3 separate regions of the Homo sapiens genome follow, and regions 1 and 3 are each linked to region 2. A link is a loop called in an ENCODE intact Hi-C map of the cell type or tissue named here. Cell type or tissue: heart right ventricle. All regions are shown on one strand.

Region 1 (8,000 bases), 78 kb after region 2:
GCTCTTGAAAGGGGTTTTAATAACCACTTGCTACCAGGCCAGTGAACACTTACCATAGTTGATGCCTTTTGAGCATGTTGCATTGTAAACTGTCCCTGAAATTACTGTGCACTTGGCTTATGGGATGAAACATCCTCCTAGTTCTTTTGTCTCTCAGCTTCTCTGAAGTCTCATTGAGCACCTTCTCTTCAATTTCTTTTACACAGTAAGAATAGGATCAGCTGTGCTAAACTAACAAATACCCAGATATCCAGGTTTGGCTCATGTTACACGTCCAAAGTAAGTCATGCAGGAAGCTCTGCTCATCATCGTACTCAGGAAGTCAGGCTGACAGTCTTTCTCCTGCACATCTGCTCCCAGAACCTCCCCAGCAGAATGAAGGGAACCTAAGAATTTATTCACTGGCTTTTAATGATCCCTCCTAGAAAGAACACACTTCTCGCATTTCATTTTCCAATGTAAATCATATGGCTGCAACTAACTTCAAATAAGTGGGAATACTTGAAGGTGGAAAACATTTAAGAAGTACACACTAAATAAATAATAAAATACTTCTACAAGAGATATTTATGGAGGACCTACTGTGTACCAGGAGCAATGCTAGGCATTATGGATATCAGCAGCCTTTGGCTCCTGAAAAGCTTACACACTACCTCCTGGCCTAAGGAGGGGCACAGGGATGCTGGCAACAGTCTATTTCTTCACCCGGGTACTAGTTACATGGGTGCTTGCGGTGATAACCATTCAACGTACATTCTATTGGTTTGTGTGTTTCTTCCAAATGTCCCCTAGTTCACAATAGAAAGGGCTTAAATAGAGAAGTAAAGGAGAATTTGGGAATTTGAAGCAAAAGCAAGAAGCCACTGAATCAAGCACAAATATTGAGCTTTGATAAAGATTGGAATAAGAAACATAATAAATGAGACAAGAAATAGGACTTTTGCAACTGAAGTGTAATTAATAAACAAAAAGCCAAACTGAGAAACTGTCCCAAGGACAATATGATCGAGTAAACAATAGAAAATGTAAAGGACAAGTGAAGAGAAATGAAGGATAGAAACAGACATCTGACATCTTAATAATTAGACGTCTAGAAAGTCAGGGAAATAGTGGAGGAAGAGGAAATAACTGAAAACATAATAGATGTTTAGTCTTTATAGAAAGATGAAATAAGTTCATTCAAAATGCTGCATAGAATGTCAGACTGTTAAACAATTTTGTTAGAGTAAAATGACTGTAAACAAATGAGCTAATTATGTGAATTAAGAGGATGGAAAAGCAGAAAAACAGCAAAAAGAAAATACATGTAAATAATAAGGACAAAAGCTGAATTCAATGAAATATAAAAATAGAGAAGATAAAATCAAATTTTGAGGCAATGAAAACTTTAATGAGACCTCTGGCAAGACTCCTAAGGAAAATACAGGAGATTCAGAACGAAAAGGGTAAATGACATTTATACACATTTTAAAATGCAAAATCTTACGACCAACTCTATACATATAAATTTGAAAATTTAGATAAAACGGATACGTTTCTAGAAAGATATAAAGGTCAAAACTACAGGAAGAAATAGAAAACTAAAATAGAGTAGAGAATATCAAAGAAATTGTCATGGGAAGCAAAGAATCGCCTTCCAAAGGGCCCTGTCCTGATCTTATTGCAGATGAGGGTGTCCTCCCACATTTCCAGGAGCAGATCATGCCTCTTACACGTGTGATTCTAGAACATAGAATGGAACAGAATTTTTGAGATCATTTTATGAGGTTGGTTCATTTATATTTCCAGAGCCAGCTAAGAATAGTACAGGAGAACAGGATTGTGGACTAATTTTAGCCATGTCACTGAATCCAACAGTACATTATAAAAACAATACGTTTTGACCAATTTTAGATTTATTCTAGGAATGCAATGATTCTTCAGTGTCAGAAAATATATAATGTGGTTAACACATTAGTGGACTCCGCAAAATTCATATTAATTTAAACTGAATTCAGCTCAAGACATAGACAGAATTTAATCAATTTCATGACATGTTAAAGGTAGTGAACCAAAAATCTATAGCATATATATTTCAAAGAAATGAGGTGGATTGCCTTTGAGATTGTGCAAAAGATAGGATGTCCTTCGTTGCTGGAAATGTTTAACATAGCATTGGAAGTTCTGAACATCACTCTGCGGGCAGAAGAAAATTAAGGCTGTGTAAAATGTAGGAAGACAGATAGTGACTGCAGATGAAATAATCTAAATACTGGACAAGACTGCAGCCACTGCAGGCCCAAAGCCTGGGTTTAAATCCAAGCTTTGCACTTTGAAGCTGTGTGGTCTTCACCTCTCCCGGTGTCTGATTCCTGCTCTGTAACATGAAATAAATAAGAACCAACCTCCAGATGTAAATAAGTGAACACATGAGAAGCACTTAGAATAGTGCCTAGAACATAGTAAGCAACTCAATGAATGTCATTTCTCATTACATTTGTTAATGTTTTTATCCAGCCCAATGGCAGTAAAACATCAATGCTCAAAGAGCCCCTGGTGAAGTGTTTCTCTTTCCCACTCTTCACCCCTAACTTGTTACCTCGTCTTTTCCACTCTGTCCCTAATACACCTATAGGATGACTCATAGGAGCCCCTGGACCCGGGGATGCTGTCAGATCGCTTGGTCTTTGAGACAATGGTGCCATTAAGGACCCCCGCCAGGCCCACCAGCAGGCCGAGGGCACAGACCAGCATCTCCATGGTCTCAGGCACCTGGATTAGTTCATGGACCTCTGGGGCACCAAGGGAAGACAGAGTTATAAGGTACAGAGAGCAGGGGCTGGCCTTGGATGTGGGAGGTGTTGGGTATTCGAAACCATGAGATGGTGAAATTTGGATAAAGTGACCATAAAACATGGGATTGAGGAAGGCAGGTGCTGAGGGGCGATGGGCCCAGGAAATAAAGGTGGTGCCAAGGCCGTGAGGGCAGAGGGAGGGCGCTCCATACCCCAGTGCCTGAGGAGAGGCTGGTGCAGGCCCCAGTGCTCCCCCTGGAGGTCACAGGTGTCCTCGGCCATGGGAACGAGGGTCAGATAGTGGAACCTGTGTAATCTGAGTTTCTTGCTGGGCAGGAAGATGGTCTCTGCAATACCCTCAATGACTGGCTCCCCATTGCGCAGCCACGTGATGTTCAGCACTGGTGGGAAGAACTTGTCAACATGGCAGACGAGGGTGTTGGGCTGGCCCAGATCCACAGGCTCCTTGGGAAAGACGCTTACCTCGGTGGGGGCTCCAAAAGGGGATAGAACCCAAGGAGCCTACTGCCATTGGCTGATTCTTAAAGGTTCCACCACCCCAAGTCCTATATTCACCAGATTAGGGGCCACCTCTCCCAGGCCCATCCTCCTGCTCCCCTAGGGCTCCTGGACAGGGTCACAGCTTCTCGTGCTCCTGACCTGGCCCCCTCAGCCCAGCCTTTCTCTTGAGTAAGAAGAAAATGCCTCCTCCTCTGCTGTCCTAAGAACCCAGCTGTGTGGACCCAAGATTTCTCGCTCTCAGGGAAGGGGCTCATTCATGAGTGGGCATCATGGCCTCTAGTTCTATGTGTGGCAGAGAGGCCCTCCCATCCCTCCAGCTGGACTCTAGAGGAACAGGCAGCTATAGGCAGTGCCATTTGTGGCCCAAGTCTGTTTGGACCATTGATCCGGGTGTTCAAGTGCTTCCTTGCCATGACGATGCCAGCAATACCCCTCTGAGAGGAACAGGCAGCTATAGGCAGTGCCATTTGTGGCCCAAGTCTGTTTGGACCATTGATCCGGGTGTTCAAGTGCTTCCTTGCCATGACGATGCCAGCAATACCCCTCTGAGCACCAAAGTCAAAGGTGTGAATAAACTCTGGTAGAGGCCAGACCATCTCCTTCTCATCCAGGTTCACGTAGAACTGCTCCTCCTCATCAAATTCAAACATATACTCCCCAGAGGGTCTGTGCGTCTGCACAAACTCCGCATATGTTGACACATGGTCTGCTGCATGAAGGAGAAGATGGAGAATGGGTGAATACGTAGGATGCTACACAGAATGCAGGAAGCAAACAGGTAACAGGAAGGTTATTGGGAACATGAAGGAATAACACAGAAAATGAGAAATGCAAATGAAAGAAAAGAAAAGGAGTGAGAAGAAACAAAGACAGAAATGACCCATGGACGATATAGGTTGTTTCCCTTGTCCCTGAAGACTTAACATCCGTCTATGATAATGGTAATGCTGAATACAGTAAGATAATATTTATTGGGCACTTACTATGTGCTAAACTTACTCATTGAATCTTCACACCCCCATGTAGAAGAACTTATTTTCCATAGTAGGGAACTGACCCCAGAGGTAAAGTAACTTGTCCAAGTCACACAACTCCTGGTAGAAACAATATTGAGTAGTCCTCCTACCTCATTCCTGTAGGATCTCAGAAACCCTACAGGACAATACATTAAAAATTACTGATATAGCCATAAAGCAAGGCAGGGAAGTGGAAGGATGGAATAAATATTTCAGAGTGGAACAAAATCGTGAAGGACATGAAAATACCTCCAGAGTCTTAGTGACATTTATAGACTTCAAGTTACATTCTTACTTTTAGAAGAAAAATGATACCTTCTATAATTTTATCCACAACACTTACATTTTAGGCAGAGTAAATTTAAAAGTATTATCATTCACATAACATTCACAAAATTGTCTTGTGGAGTGTAGTTTTCAAGTGTAGTTTCACCTGGAAATACAAGTTGTTGGCATTTGAAAGACCTATGGGATAGTATCTTAGCTTTACCTGATACATAAGAAGCAGCAACTGGTTGATAACAAAAAGTGAATTATTATTACAGTGAATTACAGAGAGTTTAGGGTTCGGCCTGGAAGAGGAAGTGAAGCCAAATGACACTGCATGGTTGGTGGTCCCTAAGTGAGGATTTCCCCTCCCAGCCCAGCATGGGGAGAACCAGTCCTCTACTTAGATGCATAGTGTGACAGCAGGTTCAGTGCCGCACACGGATGGTGAGGGTCCCCCACTGAGTTTAGGGTCTAGAGGATTACTCACCTACAGAAATGAATCCCAAAGGAAAAAGAAAAATACATGGTGTATAGACTGGGCTACACAGATGTAATTGGTTCAGCTTAGGTTACTTTGTATTTATTATATTTACAAAATCTGAAAACTAAAGGTTGGCACATTTTGAAGCAAATTCCACACTTCAAATGTTAATTTTCATTCAGTTAATAAATGCTTTTTGTGAACTTTCACTCTCTAGGTAATAAGGATGAAACTCTAAAGATGGGAACTTTGTCCTTAATCTACTTGAAATTCAAGAATAAAACAGACAAAGAAAAGATGATTGCTACATGTGTGGTTTGATCACCACTGAGTATCACAAGGTATACACAAGAGCTACTCAGGAGCAAAATTAAAATACGATTTAGGAAAGGTTCCTAGGGACAGTGTTCACCTGCAGATAGCAAAACAGAGAAAGGGGAAATGGCATTTCCAGCAGGAGAAGCAGGCTCAGGAGCAGAGAGGCATGAAGTTGCAAGGAGAACTGCAGTTCTTCAGTGTGACTGAAGCCAGGGGAGATGTGGGCCAGGCAGCACTGTAACCTGCCTTGTGTGCTGATGGCAAGTGTTTGCATTTTATCCCACAGGACATAGGAAGTTGTGAAGTATCTTAAGCAGGAGAGTAACACGGTCAGATTTGTGTTTGGATGGGGCACCTGTAGGAAGGATGGGCTGGAGGAGGCGGGACTCAAGGCAAGACCAGTAGCACTTTTAAGCCCTCTGGTGGGAAGTAATGAAGGCGTAGGCCAGGGCAGGAACATGGGGTGAGGAGGACAGCAGATGGATTTGATGGCAGTAATGACATGAGAGGCCACAGGAATCACTAAATCACATGCCAGAAGTAGGGATATGAAGAAGTCGAGAATAACCACGCAACGTGGAGAATTGTGGCATCCGTGCCTGCAAAGGTGATAATTAAGTGATTGAGAGAAGGTAAAATTTTCTGTTTGAGACATACTGAATTTAAACTTCTAGGGGAAAACATACAGTTGATTTGAAGGCAGTGAAATAAATGGATGAGTGTCATGCTACATTAGGTTAGTGACATAAACTGGAAGGAGGCTCATGGTGGGTGAAGTTCTAATTTTGGGTCAGGTCACTCAAGAAAAGTACACAAAGTCAGGATAGCAGGGATCTGAGTGTGTGCTCCTGCATCCAGACAAACACAGACATGAAGAAAGAGGCTGAAAAGCAGAGGACTAGAAATTGGTAGGAAAACAGAGAGGAAGTGGGTTCATAAAAGACAAGAGACAGGAGAAAACTTCCAGGAAAGAGGAGAGGGGGCATCTCAAACACACTAATGACACACATAAGACAGAAACAGAACAGTGACCACTGGCTTGAGTTGTATAAAAGTCATTAGTTGCCACCCTGAGAGGAGCATCAGAGATGAGGGAAAGAAAAAGAGAGAGTACATTGGGTTGAGGACTGAATGAAATGGGAGAAAATCGATAATAGGCTGGGCACAGTGGCCCATACCTGTAATCTCAGTGATTTGAGAGGCCGAGACAGGAGGATCACTTGAGGCCAGGAGTTTGAAAGCAGCCTAGGAAACATAGTGAGAGTCCATCTCTAAGAAAACAATTTTGGATTCCCTGCCTTCCATGAGCAACACAGCAAACATAAGCTCTGCAGATGTGCTCAGACTTGAGCCTGACTCACTGAAGAGAGTGTGGTGCTGCCAGGCCTCAGACACCAGATTATAATCAACCTCTTCCCAGGCCCTGCACAGGAGAGGCCCACTCTGTGGGGCATACAGTGCCCAGGGGTGGTACAGGCCCTGCAGAGACCACAGACTGTTCACCTGACAAGAAATATCTTGAGGAACTCACTTCACAGATCCCTCAAGAAAGGAACCACTGCAGGAGAATACCCAGAAAATCGAAAGAATTCACAGATCCTTTTAAAGAAGGGAGGGGCCACTGCAAACTCCACCAGACAAGTGAAAAACTGTGCGTTCCCAAAGCGTGAGAGGGGAAAAACCTGCCTCCGGACCCATGTCCCCACTGGGGAACTCGAAAATCCAGATTACAGGAAAAGGATTTAACTTTACCTAGACCTGAAACAGATTTAGCATGAAATACAAAAGTACGCCGGGCGCTGCCGCTCACACCTGTAATCCCGGCACTTTGGGAGGCCGAGGCGGGCGGATTACAAGGTCAGGAGATTGAGACCATCCTGGCTAACACGATGAAACCCCGTCTCTACTAAAAATACAAAACAATTAGCCAGGCGTGGTGGCGGGCGCCTGTAGTGCCAGCTACTAGGAAGGCTGAGGCAGGAGAATGGCATAAACCCGGAAGGCGGAGCCTGCAGTGAACCGAGATCGCGCCACTGCACTCCAGCCTGGGTGACAGAGTGAGACTCCGTCGCAACAAAAAGAAAAAAAAAATATATATATATGGTAGATGCAGCAGTGAGAAGAGCCTTGTAGGCACGCCCAGTCTTTAGCTCAAGCCCAGGGAAGCCACCCCTGACTATATCTCACAAGGGCCCTGGGGGAAGGCAGACGGCAAAATTTGGAAGGGGTCACAGTGTGAAAGGAGCGTCCAACTGAAATTTGTTATAATTCTGACTGGGCACAAATCCTCTGGAGCAGAATCTGGGGGCGAACGGAACTGCTGGAGAAAGAGCAGAAGTTACTGCCAACATTGTGGGCAGACAGGGAGGCACATGGCCTGAAAGCTGTGCTTGCTTTCTCAGCAGGAAACTTATAGCCTGGAGTGAGGTCTGAGTCCATCCTGAAGGCTGCAGGGAGATAAATTCAATGCTGTTAGTGTGGCACAGCAGGAGCAAAACCTGCCTCGCCAACTGCATGGGAGCTGGGTGAAGCCTATTGCTACCAGGTTTCCCCTACTTCTCTGGTGACAGAGGCAGCCATAATGCCCTCTGGAACATAATTCCATTGGCTGGAGAAAAA
Region 2 (8,000 bases):
ACTGTAGGTTTTTCAACTTGTTTCTAATTTTTAAATCAACTTTTGCCCTCTCTGCATTTAGGTTATTAAGGTGTTTACTCTTGGGAATTATTACAGTCTTGGTGAACTGAGCCTTTTCCCAATTTGTCCTGAGAATCTTTCTGTCCTACTCTGTCTTGTCTGATAGTAATAAGTTCTACAGCTGTCTTTGGGTATTTGTTCACTGTATCTTTTTCTACTCTTTTGTTTTTACTCTTCCTTTGTACTTATGCTTTAGATGTAGCCCTTGAAATGTCATAAATATAGATTTTTGCTTCTGATTCAATCTGACGATCTCTGTCTTCTAACCTATGTTCAATTCATATGGTAGTCAAAGTGAGCAAACTTGTTTCTGCAAGAGACAAACACTGAAGCCTCAGTGGTTTAACAAAACACAGGTTTATTTTTTAGCCACGTGTAGTTCAAGGCAGGTTGGGCACTCTGTAGCTCTTTTCCAAAACATGCCTCAAGGTGGCTAAGCTCCACTTTGCATCTCTATTATTGAAAAGCACTTCATGAACTCCTAGCTTTGCAGGTAGGAGAGAGAACCTGGGAAAGGCACATTGTTTCCATGGTTTTGGACCAGAAACTATTTGCCATCTCTGCTCACATTCCATTGGCAAGAAGTAAACAATGACCCCACATAGGCGCACGGGGATGGAAAAATGTACGTTACCTATGTGTGCAGGAAGATATAATGGTTTGGTGAGCACATGGCACTGTCTTTGCTGCATTCTGATTGTGTTTATTGTGAATATTGATGCACTTGGGCTTGTTTGTAATACCTTATTTATTTCAATATTTCTATTTTTTAAAGTTTTTTTGTTTGTTTGTTTGTTTGTTTTTGAGACGGAGTCTCGCTCTGTTGCCAGGCTGGAGTGTAGTGGCATGATCTGGGCTGGCTCACTGCAACCTCTGCTTCCCGGGTTCAAGCGATTCTCCTGCCTCAGCTTCCCGAGTGGCTGGGACTACAGGTGCATGCCACCATGCTTGGCTATTTTTTTTTTTTTTTTGTATTTTAGTAGAGACGGGGTTTCACCGTGTTGCCCAGGCTTATCCTCCTGAGCTCAGGCAATCTGCCTGGCTCGGCCTCACAAACTGCTAGGATTACAGGCGTGAGCCATCACACCCGGCCAAGTTTTCTTTTTTAATCTTCATTGCCTTTTTTTTTTTTTAAGTGTTACCGATACCTTCTCCATCTTCCCTCTGACTGGATAAGAACTTTAGCATGCTTTCAAATTTATTCACATATTTTCTCCTTCACCAAATTATTTGGTCAACATTACTTTTCATATCTTTTGGCACCTTCTAGAATGCGTTCTCTGATTAGAATTCTTCTTCCAAAAACTTTCAGATGTGGGAATTTGCATAGCAAACCTTCTAAAGTCTTGTATGCTTGATAATTTTTTAAAATTATACCAGCACTTTTGAATAAAGTTTAGCTGTGTATTACATACTATTTGAAGTATTTTCCCCTTTAATATTCTAAATAACATCATTCCAAATTTTTTTTTTTGCATCCAATGTCACAGTTAGAAAATCCCATGTCAGTCTTTCATGCTGGAATCTTCTAGAATTTTCTCATTGTCTTTGATATTTTTAAATTTTGCTAGTGTGTCTAGAGTGGGTTTTTCCTTCTCTCTGTAAGACATTATGGATCTTCTCTATCTTTTAATTCTGGGAATTCATCTTTTTATTTCTTTAACTATTTTTCTCCTCTATTTTTTGTCTTTGTGAAACTCATATAATCTATATTTGGATAATTCTCTCCTCCTTTTCCCCTGACTTTTCTATTGATGACTTCTCAATTCTTCCCTCTTTTGTTCTGAACTAGCTCCTCAGTGTAGTCCTCCATCTTTCTGTTTTGTTTTTCAGTTGCATCTCTCCCACTATTTATCCCATTAATGTGGCTTTTACTTTGACTATTATATATATTTTTTACACCTAGAACTTCTAGGTGTTTTCCCTATATTCTCTATTTTTTCATATTATAATAGCTTCTGACTTTTAAAGTGCACTTTTAATGCTCATTTTAAGCGGCTGGTCTATATTTTCTACCACTTCTTTCAAGGACATAGATGGTCCTGTTTGCTGTTTTTCTTTTGAGGTGTCGGCACTCCCTAAAGGTATTATTTTGACCCACTAGTGGCCATCTGTGTTGGTGTCATGTGTGTAAAGAGAAAGGAGGGCCAGCTGGAGTCCTAGGCCAGCGCAAAACCATAGTCACTACCCTTTGGGTGTCACTTCAGGTCAGGACTTCAGGGTGGGAGCACTAGGAGGCGTAGGGAGCACTGATAGCTGGGGTGGCAGAGGAGGCAATGACTAGGGCAGTCCCCAGCTCCTCCCACTCCAGCAGGATTTCAGCTTGGATTTTCTCACCCACCCCTCAACAGCTGGACAGGCAATCAGGATCTTGCCATCGTTTTTTGCAGCAGGGAGCAGGCAGTGATTGCTCAAGGCCAACACCGGGGAGGCAAGAGCAGAAGGTTCCAGGAACCTTCTCATAGCCACAGCCAGCAAGCAACCCAGTTCAGAACACCTTTCAGTCTCACCAGGGCTTCCTCATTATTTGTTTTCTTGGAATGTATATGTATGGTCCACATTCCCTCCTAGATGGAAAGGGCCTGTAAGAAGGGATCATGGATGATTGAATCTTTGTTACACAATCTTCCTTTTCCCCCTAAACGCTAGCACGTTATTAAATAAATAAGTCAATGATAACAAATAAAAGTGAATAAAGTGGATAACCCTGACTCTAGGGAGAGGTACTGTTATTGGGACTAGAGTCTAATAATGAGGCAAACACAGATTCGACAAAAACTTACTAAAGTGTCCTTTAAAAATGACACAAATCCAGTTGTTCTAAATTGTCTAAAATGCTGACTTTGAGGTAAAGTTGTATCTGTCATGTTCTTTGGAGCATGACAAGTTCAGGTAGGTGTTGGGGGATATTCTTCATTAAATACATGTTTATAGGACACCTGATGTGACTTAGGCACTGTGTGCTGCTCTGGGAGCACAGAAGAGCAGGACATGATCCCCTTCCTCAAGGACTGTGCTGTCCTGTGCAGTAGCCACAAGCCACCTGTAGCTATTAAGCCAAAAAAAACTCTAAGTATAAAATGCCCTGGGATTTGAAGACTTAATTAAATGTATATACATAATCTCAGTAATTTCTATATTAATTAATGTTCAGTTTGCAATTTTTTGTATATTTGCGGTTTAAAATATGTATTAGATTAATCTCACCTGTTTCTTATTGCTTTTTAAATGTAGCTACTAGAAAATTTGAAATTGAATTAAGAGGCTCCCATTATATTTCTACTGGACAGCGCTGCTCTGGGTGCTCTTGGTTGGCTACCAGTTGGCCACTGGCTCCTTTTCTGAGATTTTTACATTTAAGTAGCCAGCTTGCCAGAGTCTTCAAGTCCTTTCCTGTTACTACCTAGATATTCCACCAGAGGGCGACCTTACCATTGAATTTTTCCATTCTGGACCTTAGATCTGACTGTTTGCTGGTGCATCGCTCTGTTTTAATCTATTTTGCTTTAAGTGCCGTGCTAGGCTTTGGGACCACAATTATGGTTCCTGCCAACAAGAATGGCTGTCTTGGAAGTCTGTACACAGAACTAAATACGTGGTGGAAAAAGGAGAAGGTCTATTAATGTGCAATATAAATGTTCATGTGGCCTGCAACTTTCTGGGGCAATCCTTTCCCTAGTAATTAAGCAGTTTCAAGTGCCTGTCTAATTGCAGGAATTCAAATGGCTCACTGCTGTCACCAGAATGTCTGATAATTCCTGGACAGAGAAGTGATGCAAATGTGTGCTTACGTATGGAGTTGATGGCATCTCCTGCACCAGCCTCCTGCCCTGGGCAGACTGTTGTGGTCATTTGGGGGCAGCTCCCCAGCACAGCAGATTTCTTGCTGGCCATCACTTTTCAAACTCTGGACTTCTGCCCTTTGGCTGGGAACTGCTCACTTCCCTTAGAACTTTCCCCTCCCGTCTCCTGACTTCTCTAAATGCCAGAGTTCCAACCTCTGTCTCCTGGGAAATTCTAAGCTAAAATCACTCTTCCTTTATATCTGCAGATAGTTTGAAATTTATACATCAAAAAAAGTAACTTTAAAAATATATAACTGGTCTCATTACACTCTGGAGCAACAATTCCAAATGATGGTAGGAAAACCCCAAAATTGGCCATCGAAAGGCATAGATACAGCCCTTCCTGTTTAAAAGAGGTATTTTTGAAAAACTTCAAATGTCTTCTGGGAAAGGCACAATCTTTCACGGTTTCTTCTCTTCCCCCTCTCCCTCCCCCTTTTGGGAATGACATCCTGGGGCAGAGGATGAACTTACAGAGCGTGCTGGCTGTGGGAAGCTGGGTCTAGGTGGCATTTTTTCTCTTTTCTGATGGTTCTCTGCCCCCAGTTCCTTGGCCTGTCCCCATCGCTCGCCAACATTTCCGTGGCTGGTCTAATCTGCGATCGATTATCCCTGACGAAGGCAGTGGGGCTCAGCCACCTTGCCTGCTGGTGGCCCCAGCGTGGCTCTGCTACTACTCACATCCTTCCAGTTTGGCGAGGCTGCAGCCTGATCCTGGGCCCGTGTGTTCTGGGCTGTGGCCCCTGGCTCCAGGCCAGTTCAAGCCTCTCCATGACCATCCTGAACACCAATTTACTGCACGTCAACTCACTAAAATCAACCCATCAACTAATCAGAAATTAATACATCAAATCATCAATTCCCCAATTTTATCAATTTGCCAAAAACTTGACTTTAAAGTTTTGTCCTTTTATATTGAATTTAATGGTTTTTACAACTTTTGAAGACTTCTGAAAATGTTGGTTAATTTGCCTTTCCTTTTGTTTTCATAGTAGCTTATAAGTAATATTCGATTTGTCAGATGTTGGTGATACAGGGAGAAGATGACAATGGTGACAGAGTGTTTTTCATCTTCCCAAGTGTCCTCACAAAAACAGAGAGTGCAATTGGGATAGCAAAGGAAAATATCCACAGGCAGTGTCTCTTTATCAGACCAGGGATATCCCTAGAAGATCCCGTGAGACTCTAGAATGTGTGTGGGTAGATCCAAGCTGTAGATCCAAGGTAGATCCTGTGGGCTCTAGTGCCATGTGGAGGTAGCAGAGGGTTGAGAGGAGAGGGTTCTGGTGTTTCTAAGATCTCAGGAACACAGAAGTGGCCAGTGAGTGCCCACCTCCCAAAAGAGGTGATCTCAGTCTAGAATGAATCCCCAGCAGAGAGCTCTAAGGACCTAGACTTTTGTAAATTTAGAAACTCCCTTTTCTCTTACCAATGTCTAATTTTTAAGACTATGACTTTGATATAGCTGTCAATATTCTGTTTTGGAATATTGTTTGCTTTTGGTCTTCTGTGATAAAAATCCAAATTTTCCCCTGGGTGAATAGGCATAAGGTCACATCTAAAGAAGTGCAAAAGGAAAACATTAAGACCTCTAGTAAATTAATGTTTTTATAATAACATATATCTCCATATGCTTCACAGAAACATGTAACTTCTGTCTATACAAGCTTTGGGTATTTCATTTATAATGAAATGGCGCATTAACGTGTTTTTCTAAATCAAAAGTCAATTTCCTCCTTGAGATTAATTACATCTCCAGAATATGAAAGCAGCTTCTGACACTATGTATTTGAAATAGCAATTTCCCATGTTTGCTATAACAACAATAAATAAATTGTTGTGTAATACACAAAAGGGAATTCTTAATTCTGCCCTAGGTAGGAGAAGCTAGAGAGAAGATGACGTTTGAACTGTGCCTTGGAGGATAAATACAAGTCTACTGATGCGGAGAAGAGGATGAGAGCCTTGCAAGGAGAGAAGATGGCCTGGGCAAAGGCACAGAGGCCTCAAAGTATATGGTGGGCAGGGGACTGCTGCATGGCCAAGTAAACGAGGAGCCGGAGGAGACGAGGCTTAGGAAACAGGCTGGTGTCAAATTGTGAAAGCCGCAGATGTCCTGCTAAGTAATAGGGTTGTGCCTTATCTATGATTAATGGCAAGCAGGCACAGTTTTTGCCTTGGAGCCCGGTGAAAGCAGGATTGACTTGAATTGATAGAAAGAGAAAAGAGGCAGCAAACCATTTAATTGATTGACTGATCAATTAATTAATTACCCGAGTCTCCTTGTGAAAGTTCCAAACCTTCTCACTCTCCTCTCACTCCACATTCAGTTCTACATAGCAGCAGGAATTCCTTGGCTCTTACTTCATCAAGAAAATTGGTCAGGCACACCCTTCATCAGCGACATTCTGACCATTTGGAGACCCTGGTTTCTCTTTCTTCTTCTTCCTGAAGTCTCAGAGGCTGGGGCTCTTCCTGCTCCAGGCTAACCCTGACCTCCAGTTATGCGCTCGAGACCTTCACTCCTGCCTCCACTGGGAGCTTGTCTCAGCTGTCCTCCCTTCTATCTCTCTGTTAACTCTAATCAGCCCCCTGCTGCCAGATCCTTCCCTTCAGTTTAGAATTTAGGCTCAAATCTTCCTTGTCCCTAATGCTCTTCTCATCTCCCTAGCTTCCACCCTCATCTTTCTTCTTTACTCTTCCCATGTTCCTTAAAGAAAATGTTACACTTCTGTGTTTCCTCTTTCTCCCCTCCCACTCATTCTCAGCCCCACTGCAGTCTGACTTCCTTGTCCATGACCTCAGTGGGACAGAAATTGATTGCCAAGGTCACCAAATCTTTATCTTTGTGGAGTTTTCTGCTGCTTTCATCACAGTAGATCATTCCACTTTCTTGAAATCTCTCCTTATTCAGATTTCAAGACATCACACTCCTCTGATTTTCCTGACACCATTCAGATCATTCATTCTGGGGCTTCTGCTCCTCTGGGAATCTCTAAATGCAGAGTGCCTCTAGGGATCTGTCCCCAGCTAACAATGTCTCCTTGATCAAACATTCATTTGTATAGCTTCAATTCTTAGTCATCTAATTATACCTAACATAGCAAAGAACAATCCTTGGCATCTACTAGGTGCTTAGTAGCTGTCACATCTTTTCTTCTTCTCAGACCTTTTGAATACAGCAACCTGGTCTTCTATTAATGGAGAGCAAAATCTAACCATTCCACCTCCTCTCTCCTCAGGGCCACAATTTTATTCTTCTAGATATCTCTTCTTTCTCTACATTAATCCACTTCTTTTTCCATTTCTGTACACTCACTTTCCTTCTTTGGCTCTCTTCATCTGATCAAAATGAAAAATTAAAAGATATTTCAATGTTTTTGTGTAATAGCTAATCTATTATAAAATATTTATATTCTTAGACATGCAGCTTTATTATGCAATCACAAATGTTTTACACGTTTGACTTTTCTCAAAACCAAAAATCAGTTTTTAAAATTGCTTTTTACCTATATGTGGTTCTTGCTTGATGAAAACAAGCAACTAGAAAAAACTGGTCTACTTCCACTCAAACAGTGTCTCCAACTATGTGGCTTGCCCGGCTACCAGACCCTTCTTGAGAAATATTCTGCCGGACACAAATGAACACTCTTAGTTCACACTGCCCATTGGCACACGAGGGCATGGAGAGTGTTCTCTATGGAGAAGTAGGTGCTTACAGCAGAAATAGCCTTCCATGAGGTTGCGTCGGTTCTGCTTTCACTTTCCCGTCTCATGCAAAGTGGCCCAGAAAACAGCAGCCCCTCCCTGGAACTATTTCCTTCCTTTCTCAGAGAGTTGCATCTCCTGCTCTCTGGAAAGTTTCATGAGGAAATGGATTGCCTCTGTTCTTGGTGAAAATTAACTCCATTACTAAGTTCTTAATCTTTTTTGTTTATATAGCTCTCATTCCAAAAGACAATCTCCCTGACTGGGCTAGAAAGTCATATGTTTGTAAATAATCAGAGAGAGGCCAAGGAAAAGGACAGAGCTGGCCACTGAGCCCAGAGGGCTCTGTTATCAATCCCATGGCAATTCACTGCTAGTCTTCTGCAA
Region 3 (8,000 bases), 130 kb after region 2:
GAACCCAGGAGGTGGAGGTTGCAGTGAGCCGAGATCACACCATTGCAGTCCAGCCTGGGCAACAAGAGCAAAACTCCGTCTCAAAAAAAAAAAAAAAAAAAGAATGTGGTGATACAAAGAACCCCACTTTAAATTTTATGTTTAAGAACAATTTCTTTTTCTCCTTTATTTTCTGTGTGTGTGTGTGTGTGTGTGTGTGTGTGTGTGTGTGAGAGAGAGAGAGAGAGAGAGAAAGACAGACAGGGTCTCATTCTGTTAACCAGGCTGGAGTGCAGTAGTACGATCTCAGTTCACCATAGCCTGCACCTCCTGGGCTCAAACAATGCTGCCACTCAGCCTGCCCAGTAGCTGGCACCACAGGCACATGCCACCATGTGCCTGCATGTTAATTCATGTACTTCCTCTTTCCCAAGTTCTCTAGTTTATAGCATGTCCTTTCCTGAGGAACATAAATCACATGTTATTGTCTGCCTTTCATCCTGAGAGGAAGGAGATAATCACATGGCCATTTTATGCTTGAAGGATTTGGTGATCACTGGGTCCAATGAAGAGCCTCAGGATGAGTCAGTGTGGTTTTACCCAGGCATGGAGAAATTAACTTCTTGATGATGATCAAGTCTTCTTATTAAATAGGAGTGCAACTGATAGAGGATCTTCTTACATTTGCTTTATTTCATGGTGCTGCCCAAATTCATGCTGTACCCTCAGCAGCAAGGAGTGGGACCATTACTCCTGGCGTTCCCAGATGGAACAGACACCAAGCCTGGCTTTGCCACTGAACACAATACAGGACTGATAAAGGTCAGTTCTTAGGAATATGCTTCCCAAATGTAGAAATCAACATAAGATCCCAATTTTAAATAATAGGTATAATAGCATAATATATTATTTTATTTTATTTATTTAGAGATGGAGTCTCACTCTATCACCCAGGCTGAAATGCAATGGCATGATCTCAGCTTACTACAACCTCTGCCTCCAGGGTTCAGGCGATCCTCCCATCTCAGTCTCTAGAGTACCTGAGAGCTAATTTTTTGTTTTTGGTAGAGATGAGGTTTTACCATGTTGGCCAGGCTGGTCTTGGACTCCTGAGCTCAAGTAATCCACCCACCTCAGCCTCCCAAAATGCTGGGATTGCAGAAGTGAGCCACCATGCCCAGCCGCATAATACATTATCGTTCTCTTTATATATAATTTGTACTAAGTTATAGATACACACTTATTCCATAACTCTATGTTCACCAGATCACCTCTTGCAGGTTGTACAGTGAAAACACATCCTTAGTTTCAAAAGATGTGTGTATACCAGATTTTTCAGACATAGGCTTGGTTTTAGAATACAGTTTACTATGATTTTTGTAATTCATCTTAATTGATGTTTAATACCGAGAGAGAAGTCATATTGTCTCCAGTCATTTCATGTTATGATGTGCCACTAAGTCCAAATTTTATATAATAGTAATCAGGAGGCTGGGCACAGTGGCTCACGCCTGTAATCCCAGCACTTTGGGAGGCCAAGGCAGGCAGATCACCTGAGGTCGGGAGTTCAAGACCAGCCTGACCAATATGGTGAAATCCTGTCTCTACTAAAAATACAAAAATTAGCTGGGTGTGGTGGTGGGCGCCTGTAATCCCAACTACTTGGGAGGCTGAGGCAGGAGAATCGCTTGAACCCAGGAGGCGGAGGTTGCAGTGAGCTGAGACCACACCATTGCACTCCAGCCTGGGCAACAAGAGCAAAACTCCATCCCCCACTCCCAAAAAAAAAAAAAAAGTTATCAGGAAAACTTATAGTTGCTACAATATTATTAGATTAATACGAATTTTCAAAAATGGCAGAGCCTTAACCAAGCTTAAAGAGTTTTTCTTTCTTAACTGAACTTCTTGGATGTGACTACATGAAATTTTGATGAAATATGGTCATAAATTATGATGACAAGTTAGTTTTGGGGGATTTTATATATTACCAGATACCAATGCCAGAGGAAGAGCTATGTTAGGGGTCCTCAGAGCCACCCCAGGTGAGATGATGCCCTAGGAGGACTCACAGGGCTCATCATATGGTCCTACTCAGGGCTCTGATTCATTACAGTAAAAGGATGCAAAGCAAACTCAGCAGAGGGAAAGGCACACTGGGCAAAGCCTAAGAGAAACCAGGCTCAGGCTTCCAAGGATCCTGTCCCCCTGGAGCCACACAGGACACACTTAATTCCTCCCACAAGGAGCTGGGATGCCATGTGTAAAATATTGTCTACCAGGAAGTTCGTAACAGACCAGCACTAGGGCCTTTGGGGGCTTTGGGGGCCTTTGGGGGCCTTTGGGGGCTGAAGAAGTCAGACTTCTTCAGAGAAACAGAATTTATTGGATATATATAGGTAGATAGATGAGTGGGGATTTATGCTGGGGATTCACTCCCTCAACTATGGAGGCTGAGGAGTTCCACGTTAGGCCTTCTGCAAGCTGCTGAGACAGGGGAGCCTGTAGCATGGCTCAGTCCAAGTCTGAAGGGCTGAGAACCGGGGGAGCTGGTGGAGTAACTCTGAGTCCAAGACCAAAAACCTGGGGGGCTGCTGGTGCAAGTCCCTGAGTGTGAAGGCCAGAGAACCTGGAGATCTGATGTCCAAGGGGAGGAGAATATAGGACTCCCTACTCCAAAACAGAGAGAGAGTGAATTCACCTTTTTTCTGCCTTTTTGTTCTAGCCAGGCCTTCGGCCGACTGAATGATGCAGTGAGCTGAAATCACACCACTGCACTTCAGCCTGGGCAACAGAGTGAGACTCTGTCTCCAAAAAAAAGAAAAAGAAAGTCATATATTGGTACAGAAGATACTCTTAAATCCTACTTTTCTGGAAATATTGGTTATTATAGAAGATATAGGACTAAATTCATTTTAAAATTTTTATTTTGAAATTATTATTACAAATGTTTTATGAATCATATTAGCATATAGGCAAGTTTTGGAAAGCCAAAGTTACAAACCAGGGATTCAGATGAGTGTTCTGTGAAATTTTTAATTTTTGCAGAACACCATGAGAAATTACACATTTTCTATTCTATATTTCTTGTAGGAAATAGAGGCTGCCCATCTCTCAGTGCCACATATGAGAAAGGGAAGTTGTCATTTTATATATCCACTGTCAAGCATCTTGGTAAAACAGAAGAAAGCAGGCTGGGCCTGGTGGCTCATGCCTATAATCCCAGCACTTTGGGAGGCCAAGGAGGGCAGATAGCTTGACCAGCATGGGCAACATGGCAAAATCCTGTCTCTACAAAAAAATAAAAAAAAACAAAAAATAAATGTAGTCCCAGGTACTGAGGAAGCTGAGGCAGGAGGAACACTTGAGCCTGGGAGGTAAAGGCTTCAGTGAGCCGTGATAATGCCACTGCACTCCAGCCTAGACAACAGAGTGAGACCCTGTCTCAAGAAAAAGAAAAACAAGAGGGAGGCAATCTACTTTATACCCAGAGAATTTTACATGCAAGGAATTTGACTATGAATAAGCCTCCATTGCTTAAGAGAGACTTCACTATTTGGGATTTTAAGAAAGAAATACACAAACAAGCAAATCTCATCAGCAGAGGACTGAGAAACCAGTGTTTATAATACCCAGTGATTAATGTAATATTGTCTTCAGTCATCATTAAAAGGGACTTAGTTTAAAAGTCATTTCGATTGATCGCCAACTCAGAGTCCTCAACATTTCACCTTTTGCTTTATGAAAAGAACTAGTAGATTAATTTAGAGTTTGACAAGGAGAAGCAGGTCTCCCTTGATTTTCTGTTTGGCCAAGAATTTATCCTAACATGGTACCATCAGAATACTGTCAGAAAGCTGTGAGTCAACTCAGATTTCTCACCATTGAGTCAAGCCGTGAAGCCAGCTGTCTTGGGGGTAAGGATTTCCATACAGAAACACTGTAAGTAAATAATTTAGCACTTGTTTCCTATTCCTTTTTATTGGATAACTACAGAGAATTAAAACTGTGGGTTGTTTTGAATTCACAAAAGAAATGTTTTAAAGCTTTCGAGGAAAAAGCCAGATTATCCATTGCAAAGCATCGAAATTCAAAATCATGTTAAGGCTATAGAGAAATAGGATCCTATCCCCACCTAGTGGCCAACACTGAAATCTGGGCTTAGAACAGGAAACAAGGGAATTTGTCAACAATTTGGGAATACTCCAGCATTCTTTACAAAAAAAAGTTAGAGAAAAAGTTAAGCACACAAAAAACACAAGTCAAAATAAATACGACCAAATACATAGGTTTTGGCAGCACATAGATTTCTGTGGTTTTGCTATGCTTTTAGCAGCGGCTGTAAAAAGCATTGCACACTAAGCATTGCTAGATTGCCAAACAAACCTAATTACATTTTTTGTTTGGTTTTTTGTTTTTTTCAAAACCTCCTAACCTCTGTGACCTAATTATGTTTTTAATGAGTTGATTGTAAAAACTAACATCAGCGAATACAAAATTTCAGTTAGACAGGAGGAATAAATTCAAGATATGTACTGTACAACATGGTGACTCTAGTTAATAACAATGTACTGTGTACTTGAATATTGCTAAGTGAATAATTTTAAGTGTTCTCACCCAACACAAAAAATATGTAAGGTAATGCACATATTAATTAGCTTGATTTAGCCATTAAACAATGTGTGTGTGTGTGTATATATATATATATATATATATATATAAACATCATATTGTATACCATAAACAGATTCAATTTTTGTCAATTAAAGAATTAAATGAATACATATATTTTTGTTGCACAGATGTATGAGAGATTGATCAATAAAGATTCTAAAATATTTGTTAAAAGTTACAAACTGAGGGAAAGCCTTCGACATCGTATTTGCAAGAAAGAAAGTGTACATAGTTAGACAGTCCTAGTATCTGTAAAGTGGGTGTGATCATCGGAGAGCAATCCCTTGAGCAGTGCTGTCCTATACAATGTTCTGCTGTTAGGGAAATGTTCTGTATCTATCCAACCGAGCCGCCACTAGCCACAGGTGGCTCTTGAGCACTTAAAATGCTAGCAGCTGGTGAGACGAAGGGGCTGAAGTTCTCATTTAATTTCAAATTAAGGCAGAACCGCCTATAAGAGAAAGTGCTAAAGAATTGGAAAAATGAAAAAGAATTTGAGAACCCAGTGGGAATGGAGCTAACGTGTATGGTCATGGCTCATTAGATTTGGGGATATCGGAATCCCAACAGCACAATGGGCTCATTAGAAAATTAACAAGGTTACAAAACAGGTTAAAGGAAGTATCAAAAATAGTCCAATTTTAGCAGATACAGAAGCTGCAAATTTAGCAGTAGTTTTGGCAAACCCTCAATTCATGTAATTTAACAGTGCTAGGGACCAAACCGAAGGGGAATGCCAAGACAAAAAGCTTATAAACGTTAAGAGCTCATTTCTCTTAGAACATACAGAAACAGGGCACTTCCACACCTTCGATTCATTCTCCAAGCTTAAAGAGCTTTGCCCTAAAACCAGATCCTCTCATACGATGGGACAAACAGCCCCAATGTTCTTCCCTCCAGATCTGTTCCAACCTGTGTCTGGAGACACTCTGCACTCACGTTAAAACAGTTTAGACAAAGGACAATGTTTAGGAATTCCAGAAACTTTGGGATATAACATCAATGGCAACTTTTAATTAGGAAAACCCAATCTAATAAGAAGGGCTATTTTGAATACCAGGGTATGTGGAGGGGAAAGTATGAAGGTGGAAGGTTATGAAACATTAATGGGAGATACAGAGAACCAAGAAAGCTTCTATGGTGATTTCTCCTGCCCCTGGGCATGTTATCTGAACTTACGATTGCAACTGTGGGAGCTGGAAAAGCTCTTAAGAACCTCTAGAATTCCACTTCCCCACAAAACAACGTAATATGAAATAGTGACAAATCCCTAGGAGAATATGTAAAATAACAATTATGATAACATTGTTGGAGAAATCTGAGATAAAGAGTAGGACTCTTTAACAACTCATTTTGGCCAGTCAAAAGGGAGGTGGAGCTTGGAAGTGAATTGTGAATTACACCGATATTAAGAAAAGCAGCTAATTCTGAAGTAGTATTAAGTGGCAGTGACTATTCTAATCACTTTAAATATTTAACTCAATTATGAAAAAAATGTGATTAGCACTGTACATGATATTATTTCCTTAGTAGAAGATCTTGCTAAATCAACCCTTGATTAGCATTCATGCATCAATCTGGCTGATGTATCCTTTTCAATCCCAATAAATTATATTCACCAACAGTCTGCCTTCACTTGGCAGCCCCAACCTTTACTAAGTTGCCAGAGTAAATTCTCCCACCTCCGAGGTACAATCCATTGAGCAAAATTTAAACAGCCTAAATCCAATTCAAGAATTAACATTGTTTTATTATCCTAATGACACATTAACCAGGAGTGACTTGAAAAAAGCTGTGTCCATGAGGAAACTTTTTGGGGTAATAGAAATATTATCTTCATTGTAGTAGTAGTTACACAATGAATATGTTTGTCAAACTCATAAACAACTGTACAGCTATGGTTTCACTGTATTTAAATTATATCTCAGTAAACCTGATTTTATTTATTTATTTATTTGTTTATTTATTTATTTATTTATTTATTTTTGAGATGGAGTCTCACTCTGTTACCCAGGCTGGAGTGCAGTGGCGCAATCTTAGCTCACTGCAACCTCCCCCTCCCAGGTTCAAGCAATTCTCCTGCCTTAGCCCCAAGTAGCTGGGATTATAGATGCGCACCACCATATCCAGCTAATTTTTGTATTTTTAGTAGAGACGGGGTTTCACCATGCTGGCCAGGCTGGTCTCAAACTCCTGACCTCAGAAGATCCGCCCACCTCAGCCTCCCAAAGTGCTGGGATTACAAGTGTGAGCCACTGTGCCTGGCCTGAACCTGGTTTTTTTTAAAGCAACTGCATCAAAAACCTCTGTCTTCCATTATTAATTTTATGAGTTAAAAGAAACAGACTATAAAAGAGCACAAATTTTGGTAAAATTTTGGGGAGAAAAATTCTGCCCAAGACCAGGTAAAAGCCTTTGTGCTTGAAAGCCCCCAACTTGAAAAAGAGGAACAGAAATTAATTGGCGTGTTTGAATTATGAAGACTGCATATCCCACATCTGTATTAAACTTGGGTCTCTTCATTGAATTATGTGGGTCCTTAAAAGAGCCTCAGAGCTGTGCTGTCTAATATGGTAGCACTAGCTAGCTACCTGTGGCCATTTAAATTAAATAAAATTAAAATTGAATTTCAAATTGAGTTTCTTAGTGCACTAGCCATGTTTCAAGTGCTCAATAGCCACATGTGAATAGTGGCCACCACATTAAATTGCATAAATGTAGAACATTTCCATCATCACAGAAAGTGCTCACAGACTTAGAGGCCAAACTGTCTTAGAGGCCAAACAGGTATATAGACCACTGGAGTTTAATGACTTAAGTATTGAATACAAAATTAGGTGGCATATGTCTCTGAAAATTCAATTGGCTGATATTTCTAACCATTAAAACCATCTTGAGATGGCCAGGTGCAGTGGCTAATGCCTGTAATCCCAGCATTTTGGGATGCTGAGGCGGGTGGATCACCTGAGGTCAGGAATTCGAGACCAGCCTGGCCAACGTGGCAAAACCCTGTCTCTACTAAAAACACAAAAAAATTAGCTGGGCATGTATCTGGGGAACCCACCCCTAATATTTCAATGCAGGTTCTTTCTATTTTCCCTAAGTGTCGGCCAGTCTGAGAAATAAAGAGAAAGAGTACAAAGAGAGGAATTTTACAGCTGGGCCGCCAGGAGTGACATCACATATCAGTAGGTCCATGATGTCCACCTGAGCCACAAAACCAGCAGCTTTTTATTAAGGACTTCAAAAGGGGAGGGGGTGTACAAACAGGGAGTAGGTCACAAAGATCACATGCTTCAAAGGGCAATAAAGATCACAAGGCAAAAGGCAAAGCAAAGATCACAAGGCAA

What was found. Peaks named below come from ENCODE experiments on the same cell type or tissue, not always from the same donor. Only the 100,000 strongest peaks of a DNase experiment are listed, where the experiment ranks them.
Region 1: it touches region 2 in a loop (6-fold over the local background); 81 of 110 quality-filtered maps call a loop at or near these places.
Region 3: it touches region 2 in a loop (9-fold over the local background); 62 of 110 quality-filtered maps call a loop at or near these places.

What each region holds. Positions count from the first base shown.
Region 1 is chr6:33,089,133-33,097,132 of GRCh38, forward strand. It overlaps HLA-DPB1 (major histocompatibility complex, class II, DP beta 1), which reads left to right. Exons shown (of 6, transcript NM_002121.6): 6 at 1-564. It also overlaps the pseudogene HLA-DPA2. Among named protein-coding and RNA genes, the nearest start is that of HLA-DPB1, 17 kb to the left of the region's middle. In heart right ventricle, a CTCF peak has its summit at 3,043 (motif pointing left); a DNase peak (open chromatin) is centred at 3,090; H3K27me3 peaks cover 1,331 bases.
Region 2 is chr6:33,011,467-33,019,466 of GRCh38, forward strand. No RefSeq gene overlaps it. Among named protein-coding and RNA genes, the nearest start is that of HLA-DOA, 5.9 kb to the left of the region's middle. In heart right ventricle, CTCF peaks have their summits at 3,473 (motif pointing right) and 3,674; a DNase peak (open chromatin) is centred at 7,585; H3K4me3 peaks cover 1,351 bases; H3K27ac peaks cover 4,323 bases; H3K27me3 peaks cover 2,111 bases.
Region 3 is chr6:33,144,146-33,152,145 of GRCh38, forward strand. HCG24 (HLA complex group 24) reads left to right here. Exons shown (of 3, transcript NR_138084.1): 2 at 709-801; 3 at 3,070-4,670. Among named protein-coding and RNA genes, the nearest start is that of HCG24, 4.8 kb to the left of the region's middle. In heart right ventricle, a CTCF peak has its summit at 4,119 (motif pointing left); no DNase peak of the experiment used is centred here; H3K27me3 peaks cover 1,863 bases.